Regions from separate parts of the Homo sapiens genome. Here all the other regions are linked to region 2. Evidence: chromatin contacts called from ENCODE Hi-C or POLR2A ChIA-PET data. All regions are on one chromosome and are shown on one strand. Each heading gives the region's core, a stretch centred on a gene start or an enhancer-like site at or near the end of the contact. The rest is flanking DNA. Distances are from core to core; before and after follow the strand shown. Region 1 overlaps CD244 (CD244 molecule). Region 2 holds the start of ARHGAP30 (Rho GTPase activating protein 30). Region 3 holds the start of NDUFS2 (NADH:ubiquinone oxidoreductase core subunit S2).

Region 1 (3,802 bases), core at 857-3,356, 230 kb after region 2:
TATCCATGACGAATTAGTTCCAGGACCCACCTCGCAACCACAGATGCCAAGATCCACGAATGTTTAAGTCCCTGGCATAAACAGGTGCAGTTTTTGCATATAACCTATGCACACATCCTTCTGTATACCTTACTTAAGTCACCTCTAAATTAGTTATAATGCCTGATACAATGTAAATGCTATTTAAATAGTTGTTATACTGTATTGTTTAGGGAATAATGACAAGGAAAAAGGCCTCTACATATTCAATACACATGCATTTTTTTTCCCTGAATATTCTGGATCCACAATTCATTGAATCCACATTGTGGAACTCAAAACTTTGGAGGGCAACTGTATTAGATCATGTAATTAACCCCTATAGGTAGATAACGTTATCCCCTTTTACAGGTGAGAAAATCTAAGAGGCTCTGAGGCATCTTCCAAAAATAAGATGACTTGAGAGGCCCAGAGAGGTTAAATAAATAGTGCAGAGCTCACAGGGTTAGAATTTGAGCCAGGCCTGTCTGATATATCTATGCTCTTGGCATCACTCAGAGGAGGTTAACCAAATGAGCAAAGAGAAAACCTTGACCGTGAGTTCTCAGAGCACGAGGCAATCAGCCACAACACAGAGAAAAGTGGGTTTTGAGGCAGCCCCTGCAGCAGGCAGGTGGGAAGGAAGAAGAGAGCGAGCTGACAGCTCAGTTCTCACGCCTTCTGTATTCCTCAGAATTCAGATTTTGGCCGTTTTTGGTGATCATCGTGATTCTAAGCGCACTGTTCCTTGGCACCCTTGCCTGCTTCTGTGTGTGGAGGAGAAAGAGGAAGGAGAAGCAGTCAGGTGAGTGGAAGGTCCTTAGGGTGGTGCTCCTGCCTGAGGCCTTGGATCCTGTGACTTTGTCCTGCGTCCAGTGGGATGTGTCTGGGAGCACAGCATCTCCTTTTCCTCAACGAGCTTTGGTATGTTTGTGTGCGTGGTGGCGGGGGGCAAGCAGGTTGCTAGGCTCTCTCTCCCAGTTCATGCCTTCTGATCCCAATGCGCAGATTTCCCTGTAGACAGCTGGTTTGGGAGGAGGTGTGGGAGGGGCAGTTCGGTTGCTGCCTCTGTGCTCTTTGGGGTTCCTGGGAAGAGCATTAACTTGCCTCCTTTCTAGAACCTTTTTTAAGGTTTGGCCATTTGGGGTAGAGGTGGGACCTGTTAGAAGCAAAAGCCCTTCTGGAGGTTTCTGCAGCTCTGCTCTTTGTTTTCTTCCTCCCTCAGAGACCAGTCCCAAGGAATTTTTGACAATTTACGAAGATGTCAAGGATCTGAAAACCAGGAGAAATCACGTATGTCATCCCGGAGGCTGGGGTCTCTCTCAGCTGGCTTGGAAAATGCTCTTTCAATGATGGTTATTCAGAGCAGAGGGACAAAAAGGACTGAACGACTGTCCTTTTGATGTGACCCTCAGCCCTTCCCCATCTATCTTTTCTCCACCTGCTTCCTAGTTCTGGTGATGGAGGAAAAGAGGAAACAAAAGGAGCAGAGGAGATGAAAGGGAGGCTGAAGGGGCATCTTGGTGCAGAATTGCACCTGCTGAGAAGGGATGGAGCACAACAGAAATCAATGACAGAGGCAGAGTGCTGCTGTGGTATTTGTTGTCTGACCACAAATTCTTTTTCCTAATGAGTCAGGGCTTACATTCATGAGTCCCTTAATGGTGACACAGGCTGGGAAGTGTGACCAGCCAAAGCATAATAGTTTTGTAGCTGGCTCAATAGGCTGCATTCACAGCCTTTTGGAAGAAGAGGCCTGAGTGTGGCTGAGGTACTAGAGAGAGTAACCAGCCTGGCACAAAGCCCACCAGCCTGAGTAGGCTCCTCCAGGAGCCTCTCGCCTGCTCTTCGCAGCAGGCAGGGGCCAACTCTGCCTGTCATCCAAGAATTAGAAGAGGAGGAAATTGCAGAGGGCCTGCAGATGCCCCCACTGCTGTGTCTCGCTTAGGGCAGATGTGGTGACAGGCCCAGGGGAAAAGCTCTGATGGAGCCTACCAAACTGCTGGCAGGAAGTGGGGCAGGGTGGGTGAAGTGGGGCGGAAGTGCCTTCTTTCCACTGCCCCCTGGCGCTTTGCTGTGGAGACCCAGCAGCACGCAGGAAGCACATGTGGTGGGGCTCTTCCGTGCTGGCCACATACGTGAGGCCCTGTGCAGCCTCGCAGAGCAGGCAAGCATCCTCTCCCAGATGCCTCTGGGTTCAGAGGCTGTTAGAGCAGCTCCCCATGCCTGTTTTTTTATTTTTATCTTTATTTATTTATTTATTTTTGCCCCAGCAGTGGCTATGGGAATGTGAAAAATAAAGCAGTGGCTATTGGAATGTGAATAATAAAAGGGGACTTTGTTTCTCTCACTGCTACCAGACTCTGGTACAAATTCCTGAAAGCATGTGAATCTACCCACAGCCAGTGATGCCCGGGTGCTTGCTAAAAATAATCTATTTTTCCAAAAAGAAGATGACTTGAGATTAGGAGACCACAGGAGGAAAAACAACTTAGAGCAAAGGAAACCTCTTTGGGATTCAGGCCTATTAGCTTACTTCTTCCGACTCAAGAGCTCCTCCCTGCCTGGCCTCAGCCCTCTCTGGCCTCTCCCTATTGTCTCAGGGCTCCAATTTGAAGGCCTAAATCTCAAGTTTCATGTGGTCTCACTTTGAGACCCAGCTCTAATCTTTCTAGAAACACTTCACACGGGTCTGGACGGGAGAGAAAAGCAACAAACTCCTGCAGTATTTTAAAACACAAATGAAGTTATTGACATTGTCAGATGCCCATGACTCCCCAGCCTCTAAGGACAGCTGACAGTTCTCTGCTTCTCTTAGCTTCTTCTTGCTTCCAGGAATTTTGCTTGCACCTTGCCTAATGAACCCTGCTGCCTCCACTGGCTCCCAGTAGAACCCAAACTGGCAATATGCTTTCAGTGGCCGGCAGCATGAAATACCTCCACCACCGATTTCCTAAGGGGTAGGAACAAGAAAAGGGAAGCAGGAAGCTCTGCTTCCTGCTTTGGCCCTTGGGTTCAGGGCTGCACCCAGCACTATAGCTGCCCAGGGCGCTGACTTGAGGTCAAGGGCAAGGTGGCCTCAAAGATGATCTAGAGAGGGCTTAACTGTGTTTGGTCTTTGAAATGTTTAAACTTTCTGAATTTCAGTGCTCTGAGGTAAGGCTCAGATAACAGCCCTACTCAGAGCTCTGCAAGGAAGGGTTTCTAAGTTACTAAAGGAAAGAAAGTGACAGCATTCTCTTTGAGCAGGGTTGCTGGAACCCCTCACACCTAGGTGGTTCCTTGCTCCTGATACTAATGGTTCCACTCCAAACTGCTCTTCTTCCTGTCTCTTCCCATCTTGGGAGGATCAATGACTCTCCCCAGTCCTGCCACCTCCCTCCCAGTCTCCTGAAAAGCCCTCTTCTTTGTGCTGTTTTTCCCCACTCAATCTAAATCTGGACAGACCGAACTGTCGCTCATGTTACCCCATCTCCATTTCTTGTGCAGGAGCAGGAGCAGACTTTTCCTGGAGGGGGGAGCACCATCTACTCTATGATCCAGTCCCAGGTACCTCTCCAGTTTCTCTAGTCCATTCCATACCTATCTCTGGGGTTTCCTAATGCCCCCCTGAAACTCACACCATTGAATGGCAGAATAAGATCTTGGTGCTTCTAGAATCCAGAAGATAGCTTGGCTTCAGTTGCATTAACACATTATTTGAAAAGATCCGTGTGATACTAGAGCATCTTAACACAGCTGGGAAGCCTGATGTGGACATTCCTTCTTCTTCCGTGTCTGGCAG
Region 2 (3,661 bases), core at 300-2,799:
TGACAAGGGCTCCTGTTCAATAGTGGTGTTGGGGAGAGAGAGAGCAGTGATTATAGACCGAGAGAGTAGGAGTTGAGGTGAGGTGAAGGAGGTGCTGGGGGTGAGAATGTCGCCTTTCCCCCTGGGTTTTGGATCACTAATTCAAGGCTCTTCTGGATGTTTCTCTGGGTTGGGGCTGGAGTTCAATGAGGTTTATTTTTAGCTGGCCCACCCAGATACACTCAGCCAGAATACCTAGATTTAGTACCCAAACTCTTCTTAGTCTGAAATCTGCTGGATTTCTGGCCTAAGGGAGAGGCTCCCATCCTTCGTTCCCCAGCCAGCCTAGGACTTCGAATGTGGAGCCTGAAGATCTAAGATCCTAACATGTACATTTTATGTAAATATGTGCATATTTGTACATAAAATGATATTCTGTTTTTAAATAAACAGACAAAACTTGTTCTGTCTGGCTCCTGTCTTGCCCCTTGAACTGTGTAAGCTCTGAGTCACATACTCTCTGTCTCGGTACCATCCTTCCTGTAGTCCCAAGTAGGGGAAGACTTAGGATGCCTGTAGCTGGGAGGGAAGGGAAAGAATTGGCCTCCACAAGGCCTTTGGCCATCTCTGAGAGTCCCCTGGTAGGAAAGTGAAGCTAAGAACCCTTTCGAGGATGGCCAGTACCTTAGTTTGCAAAGTGTTTTAAATTCCTTTTTTTTTTTTTTTTGAGATGAAGTCTCACTTTGTCACCCAGGCTGGAGTGCAGTGGCACTATCTCAGCTCACTGCAACCTCCGACTCCCAGGTTCAAGCGATTCTCTCACCTCAGCCTCCCGTATAGCTGGGATTACAGGCACCCGTCACCATGCTCAGTTAGTTTTTGTATTTTTAGTAGAGACAGGGTTTCACCATGTTGGCCAAGCTGGTCTCGAACTCCTGACCTCAGGTGATTCACCCGCCTCAGCCTCCCAAAGTGCTGGGATTACAGGCGTGAGCCACTGCGCCCAGCCTGAATTCCTTATTGTACTGGAGACTCAACAACAGCTATGTGAAATAGGCAGCAGTGTACCCTTTTTTACAGGTAAAGAAACTGAAACTCAAGTTAAATGAGTTTTACAGACTCTTAGAGGTGGGAGGATTTAAAGGTCCTCTAGTCTGCTCCCTTCATTTTCCTAGGTTTGGAAACTGAGGCTCAGTGAAGTAATGCGATTTGACTGAGGTGCTAGATCCATCAGAGGCAGAACCCAGGCATCCTCCCTTGTGAGTGTGCTTTTTACAGCCCTGTGTCAACTTGCTCCCAGGCAAGCCCCAGGTCTCTACCTTGGACCCAAGAATTCTGGTCTCTAAGGGAGTTGGTCACCTGCTCACACCACAGACGCCATCACCCCACCCCAGGGCTCTGACATCACCTCCCCTGACCAATGAATGAAGTCCAAGCAAAGGGTGAGGATGTGAATGTCAGCTACCTCCCCCACCCTAGGCCCTGTGGTTGCAAAGATGCTCTAACAGGAAGTGGGTTAAGGAGCTGCACTGCTTCCTGCCCCCTAAAGCTGAGCGGGGCGAGGAGGGCGAGTGCCAGGCTGGGCCACGAGACACAGGACACAATTTCTTGCCAGGGTCCTGGTAGCTTCCTCTTCAACAGCCACTTCCGTGTGGCCGGGGCCCCAGGGGCAGGAGCTGCTGCCCGTTGCCCAGGCCACCCTCCACCCCCAATTGGGAGCCCTGCCCCCCTGGGGCCGGGCCAAGCCCAGCAGCTGGCTGGGATCCCATGGGGGACTGGTAGGGCACAGGTCTTGGGGGATAGAGGTGACCGGGCCAGTGCCCTGGGGCTCTGGCCATGAAGTCTCGGCAGAAAGGAAAGAAGAAGGGCAGCGCAAAGGAGCGGGTTTTTGGGTGCGACTTGCAGGAGCACCTGCAGCACTCAGGCCAGGAGGGTAAGGAGGCCGGCTCAGCTTCTGCAGGGTGGGTGGGGAGGCACTGGGCATCTGCAGCCCGATCCAGCCTGAAGGGCAGAAGCAGTTTCCGGTGCTCCTGGGGAAGGGGCAGTGGCCTGGGGTCACCATTCAAGAGAACTGTAAGTGGGCAAGACAGGAAATGTGGCTCAGTGAAGAAGGCAGGGCGGCTCCCTTGTGTAACTTTCTGGGGATGGGGTGGCTGAGGGGATGAGAATGTGAGTACCCAGGTAGCAGTGAGGGGGAGGATGGAGAGACTGGAAACCGAGGAGGAGTGGATGAAACAGCGGGCAGGTGACTGGGAACAGGAGAGGGAGGGTGAGGCGACAGGGTCAGGAGAGGAGTGGCTGAAGGGGAAATGATTATCCTTAGGTCTGAATGAAAGGAGACAGGGAAATGGCCCCAGAAGGGTCTCAAGATGGCCCTTGAGGCGGGTGGTTTCCTGGCTGGAGAACACCCAAGGACAAGGTCATGGGCTCTGTTCCCACTGCAGCCTTGCTGGGCCGCAGGGGATGATGTCGGGCTGGAAACAACCTCTGCCCCTAGTCTTTGTGATTCTCTTGTTGTCCCTGTGCAAAAGAGAAACAGGTTCAAAGTGGGGGGCAAGGGGAGAAGCTGCTGAAATGGGGAAGAATGAAAGAGAGGGTGTGAGGCCTGGCTTGAAGCTGGAGGTGGAGGGTGCAAAGGAGGGTGGGTGTGGAGCTGTCTGTGGAGCTCACCCAGCTCCCTCCCTGGGTTACCTTAGAGTGGGCTTTGAAGCCAGAAGGACCAGGGACAATATCAGGTTCACAACGGGGCCTGGCATGGAGCAGCCACTCAAAATCATTTCTTGATTCAATTTGAAATTGAACCCAGGCACCCTGGCTGCCCAGCCCAGCTTGTTTTTGGCACTTCAAGCTCCTCCTAGAGAAAGGCATAATTCTTTCCCCACTCCACCCCATTCCACCCCACCCCAATCTGTCATTTCCTCTTTGTCCCCTCCTCTGCTCTGGGCTGTGGTGCTTGCAGCGGAGGGAGGGTGATGGTGGTTCCCAGATCATTTCCTGCTCTTAGCCCCGCCCCTGCGTCCCCAGACACCTCCTTCCCCTTTTCTCCTCCAGTGAGAGGACCCCTATCCCCATTGCCCTTGGTTAAGGGAAAGCCCAGACCCCAAGGAAGAGTGTTAAACAGCTGAAGCGAGCTTATTTGAGCCTTCCTCTTCTCACTGGGCAGAGTGGAGGTGGCACAGCCATCAGTGCAGGGCTTACTCCTTTCTAAGGGACTCCTCTCAAGAGCTATGATTCTTAGCCAAGGATTATGAGATTTAATTGGGGATGATGTGCTCCTCCCAGCTCAATGCAAACCCTCAGTTCAGCCTTTCCTGGTACTGCCCTTTTTTGTGGTCCACCAACCAATTTTATCTTGAAACACTGAACCCACAGCCAGCCCAGACCCTGCTCCTATAACCCTCCCGGCCTCTTCCTGGATTCCTAGCAGGGAAGGGGCACACTCTCTAGAGGGGACAGACAGATCTGATTGCTGAATCCTGATCCTAGGTGAATCCGAGAGCAGGAGACCAGAACCTCACAGAACCCAAGGGTGGGTTGATCTTGGGCACCAGAGTAGCAGTGGTGGCTCCTTCCCTATCCCTCAGGTCTTCCTGGTACAGAGAGGTGGAAAGTGGAAGGAAGGACAGAGAGAGGCTGGTGATGGTTCCTCTCTTTAATCCAACATCCACAAAAAAATGAGAGC
Region 3 (4,044 bases), core at 10-2,509, 130 kb before region 2:
AAACCCTGTCTCAAAAAAAGAAAAGGAAATCAGCTGGGGGCAGGGATGGGTGTGGGTTGGGACAGCAACTCTGGTCACTCACCATTCCAAGGTGGAGGCTTCCAGTGGGCTGTTTCTTTGCTTGGGTACATAACAGCTCCCCCAAACTGCTGTGCCCATTCCACATCTGGCTGCCACTGCCGAACACCTCTGGGGAGTCAAAGACAGATCCTAGACAAAGGGCCTGAACAGTGTTTGGTTCCTGTGTTCCCATTCACTCTCAAGGGGACCCAGGAAGGATGACCTGTTTTTTTGTTTTGTTTTGTTTTTTGTTTTTTTTGAGACTGGGTTTCACTCTTGTTGCCCATACTGGAGGGCAATGGTGTGATTTCGACTCACTGAAACCTCCGCCTCCCGGGTTCAAGTGATTCTCCTGCTTCAGCCTCCCAAGTAGCTGAGATTACAGGCATGCGCCACCAAACCCGGCTAATTTTGTATTTTTTTAAAGACGGGGGTTTCTCCATTTTGGTCAGGATGGTCTCGAACTCCCGACCTCAGATGATCTGCCCGCCTAGGCCTCCCAAAGTGCTGGGATTACAGGTGTGAGCCACCGCGCCCAGCCAATGTCCTGGATTTTTTAATGCCAAGTCACTGATCTGAAGTTAATGTAGCTTCGGCAAAACAAGCTGGAACTCTAGAGGTTCCATTCCTACTAACAAATTATTCCTGGAATAACTCCACCCATCACCCCTGGGCATGCAAGGTTGGGATCCTAGCTTCTTCATATTTTCATCATATTGATATTATCAACCAGGTGAATATGAACGTGAGAAAAGTGTTTGTTCAAGGTCAACGACAGAGAGACAGCGAGCATTCTGGCTCTTTGGCTGAGCTCTACTCAGGTATGACAGGAGAGGTGCATTCAAATTACTGAAGCTAAAAAGCAGAGTCTCCCACTCCGCTGATTTCACCTCGGCACGAACGAACTCTAGACCCTCTCCCCTCCCTCGCCAGAGTGGGCGCCACTGCATCCCGTAGCCCAAGAAATCAGGGATGGACAATGGGGTCACAGGCTTGGGTTATTATTTTCTGGGGGAGTAAAGCGTCCCCAACCTGAGAAACCCTAGCCTTGGAGAAAGTGTGTCGAGAGCTGCCCTCGATCTCACCTGCTGGGCTGAATCGGCAATCGGACTCCAGCCCCAGGCCGCAGCACCTGGGCCGCGACGCCCCGGAAGCCGCACAAAGCCCTCAGCGCCGCCATCTTACTCCGGCTGCAGACTGCGGGAAGGAGAACCGGGCGGAAGTAACTCCAGCGCGCCTCCTTCTTGGCTTCTCACCTATTCGCACAGTGAAGCCGCCCTCTTGGAAGCTGGCAGGGTCGTTTACCGTCGAACTGACAACATCCGGGTCCTGTGACTCGGCTTCACTTGCGTTTAGATAACAGTGACCGCGGTCATCTTTACTGAGGGCGTTTCCTCCCACAGCTCCTGGCTGGCTTTTCTAGGAGCGAGCAAGGGAAAATTGCCGTTCCTGCGTGGGGCAGATACTTCGTGCTCTCTCGCCGAGCCCGCCTGCGTATCTTGGAAACGCGCGGCGCTTCCTTCCCTACTCCCTTCCGCCTTGGCCGCCCTCATGCTTTAGTCCTGCTCTCGGATTGTATCTGAGCCCTGCCCTTATAGGGTAGCCCCAGGCTTTGCCAATTACTTTCCCATCACTGAATCCAAAAGACAGGAGTTGGGAAAGCCAGCTAATTTCCAGATGTCATAAATTGAGATTGGAGAAAGGAGCCTAAGTGGGGCTGGGCGGGTCTGAGAGCTCCCGCCAAACCAAAACAAAAAAGAATAGGATGCCAAGGCCGCCGGCATTGGTGGTGCGGAGGGGAGTGTCGGGGTGTGTAGGAGCCACCTCATCCCAGATGGGGGAGTGGAGGTCCTCTGTGGGTGACCCTGACATCCTCCAGGCTTCCCGAACCTACAGAATCACAGACCCAGGAAGCGCCCTTAGAGATGCCTCACACCCCACTTCCGTCTTGCGTCAGCCTCTTTTCCCTAACGTCTTTCTGACCCTGCTATAGCCCTCCTGGGTAATGGCCAACAGCACGGAAATGTAGTAGCACCAGGAGTCTGATCACAATTCTGTATGGACAAAGATTCTTCCAGCCTTAGAGGCTAGTTCCTGTTTTCTCCCTCTGCCTCTAAGCCCAACTCCAGCTGGGCCACCCACCCGTAGAGTTTGTACAACTCTCCAACTCTGAGCCTGGAAAGAGGCCTTCCCCAGATATCCCCTAGACAGGATCCCAGGGACACAGCCCACCAGCAGCGCAGCAGGGTGAGGCAGACAGACCAGGAAGCAGAGATGGTGGAATTCTTCACTGCAGAGAAAGAGGGGAAAGCCAGACTTCTGGCCTGGGAATTGACCTAATGGGAACTGTACCAAAGGGTGGGGCCAGATCCTTAGCTGTGGGAACTGACCAGGACCTGGGCTAGACAAGGCAGCTGCCACAGAGCCAGGGCAGAGGTTTGGTCCCTCTGTTGTCCTCATTCCTTGCTCTTTCCCTGGGCCTTCTTTCTATTGTTGAAACACAGCAAATGTGGCCATGGTGGTGGGGGATGGGAAGGACTGCATTTATTTGCCTTGATCCAGCCTGGGAGAAGTCAGGATAGACTTTGGGCTGCTTGGCCCTGGAGGCAGCTTGAGCTGGGACTGGGGTGGGGGGCTCCTGAGGGGCTGCCTAGGACACTGCAGCTTTTGTGCCTTCTCCCTGCTGCCAACACCCCCACACACACTGCTGCAGCCACTCTAAAGCCCTTTGTCTTTCATTGCTTAGTCACCCCCTTTGTCCTCATCTCAAATAGGGGAGTGGAAAGGGGCAGTAGAGTTCTCTGGTGATAGCTCCTCTTGCCCCTGCCCCTTCTGGTCTCCCACCCTTTGTCCGACTCCTCTAGTCCCAGCCCCGTTGGCTTAGAACCAGGGTCAGGCAAGTGGTGGGTCAAGAGGTGGGTCTGGCAGTCACAAGGGGGTGGGTGATCCAGGAAGTGATAGGCACCAGGGCAGGTATTACCGACCTGAGCAGGAAGGGAGGGGGAAAGGAAGTATTCTGACGGATATGATATGCGGGGGACAGGAGGTGACAAAGCAGAGTGAATAGGGGAATAGAGGCAAGAGGAGGTGGTCCACTTCTGGGAAAGGAAAGAGACTGCTGACTGCACTCTCCTTCCTGGGGATTTCCTGGGGAAACAAGCAGCCAGAGGATGGGGTGAGCAGAAATTGCCCCTACTTCTGAACCCTTCCTTGCCTTGAGAGTTCATACCCAAGACCTCTTTTCCGAGTTCCCTCCTATCCAAAGCCAAAGGAATAATTTGCTTCCTTTCCCTAACACCACCTCTTCCTCCCCAGCCACTTTCCCCACCCCAGGCAATGGATTTCTCCCAGTACCCTAATTTCCCTATATGCACAATGCTGTCTCCACCCTCTCCCTGCCCCAGGGAGAATTAAAAAGAAAAGATGACTAGATATTCCAGGAACCACTGGGTTCTCAGAGCAAGGTGGGGTGGATGGTGGGAGCCAGGTGGGGATTCTCCCAGATTGATACTGGGTGAATCTGGGTTCCTGAGAGCAAGTCTTGCCTATGCTGGGGGCTGGCTGACTTGAGGCTGGGGGAGGGTTTAGGGCAGTTGGGAGTGGGTAGGAGCAGGGCCAAAAGCCTGGGGGAAGCTACTGGGAGCTGGGCCAGGGAAATGGGGAGTCAGGAAGTGGGGAGGGGGAACCCTGGGGGGAAATGGAGGCGGAATGGCTGTTCTGGGCTTTGGAGGGGGTGGGTAGTGGTAACTCAGGAAGGGGGATCCTGAGGGAGAGAAGGGACGTTAGAAAAGAGGAGGTGCCACCCTGGATCCGCCTTCTATAAAAGGAAAAGTCGTTAACCCCTCCTGCCTTGTCATCTGCCGCCTCTGTTATGTTCATTCCAAGCAGGATCATCCTACCTTTGGGCAGTCAACTCCCTGATCACTGTCTCCTTGCCTCCCCCAATGTTCTGCCTTTTTTACTCTTCCCAGCTGCTCAGTTCTA

Evidence for each region. A loop is a pair of places that touch in the nucleus more often than their neighbours do. ChIA-PET counts read pairs that join two places held with the same protein, here RNA polymerase II (POLR2A). Pooled maps may share reads with other maps.
Region 1: a map of naive thymus-derived CD4-positive, alpha-beta T cell shows a loop between it and region 2 (17-fold over the local background). The contact joins the enhancer-like site here to the promoter of ARHGAP30 in region 2. A Hi-C loop is called at or near these places in 3 of 168 maps with a recorded cell type or tissue (naive thymus-derived CD4-positive, alpha-beta T cell and right lobe of liver) and 9 of 50 pooled maps. POLR2A ChIA-PET finds 5 or more read pairs at or near these places in 8 of 52 experiments (CD4-positive, alpha-beta T cell, CD4-positive, alpha-beta memory T cell, GM12878 and 5 more).
Region 3: a loop to region 2 is called in a pooled map, with 5 times the contacts of the local background. The contact joins the promoter of NDUFS2 here to the promoter of ARHGAP30 in region 2. A Hi-C loop is called at or near these places in 8 of 50 pooled maps. POLR2A ChIA-PET finds 5 or more read pairs at or near these places in 9 of 52 experiments (CD4-positive, alpha-beta T cell, CD4-positive, alpha-beta memory T cell, H1 and 5 more).

What each region holds. Positions count from the first base shown.
Region 1 is chr1:160,835,960-160,839,761 of GRCh38, reverse strand. It overlaps CD244 (CD244 molecule), which reads left to right. Exons shown (of 9, transcript NM_016382.4): 4 at 713-823; 5 at 1,244-1,311; 6 at 3,508-3,567. Among named protein-coding and RNA genes, the nearest start is that of CD244, 25 kb to the left of the region's middle. RefSeq lists enhancers at 1,903-2,032, 2,036-2,550. Within about 2 kb of position 2,106, at least 12 of the 41 ENCODE cell types and tissues checked have a DNase peak (open chromatin) inside an H3K27ac peak, as active enhancers do; they include CD4-positive, alpha-beta T cell and GM12878, where a contact is called at or near this core.
Region 2 is chr1:161,067,779-161,071,439 of GRCh38, reverse strand. ARHGAP30 (Rho GTPase activating protein 30) reads left to right here and starts at 1,549. Exons shown (of 12, transcript NM_001025598.2): 1 at 1,549-1,912. The coding sequence starts at 1,816. It overlaps NECTIN4 (nectin cell adhesion molecule 4), which reads left to right. Exons shown (of 9, transcript NM_030916.3): 9 at 1-442. RefSeq lists a silencer at 1,664-1,813 and an enhancer at 1,710-2,256.
Region 3 is chr1:161,199,582-161,203,625 of GRCh38, reverse strand. NDUFS2 (NADH:ubiquinone oxidoreductase core subunit S2) reads right to left here and starts at 1,259. Exons shown (of 14, transcript NM_001377299.1): 1 at 1,146-1,259; 2 at 83-189. The coding sequence starts at 1,240. RefSeq lists enhancers at 992-1,321, 2,586-3,307.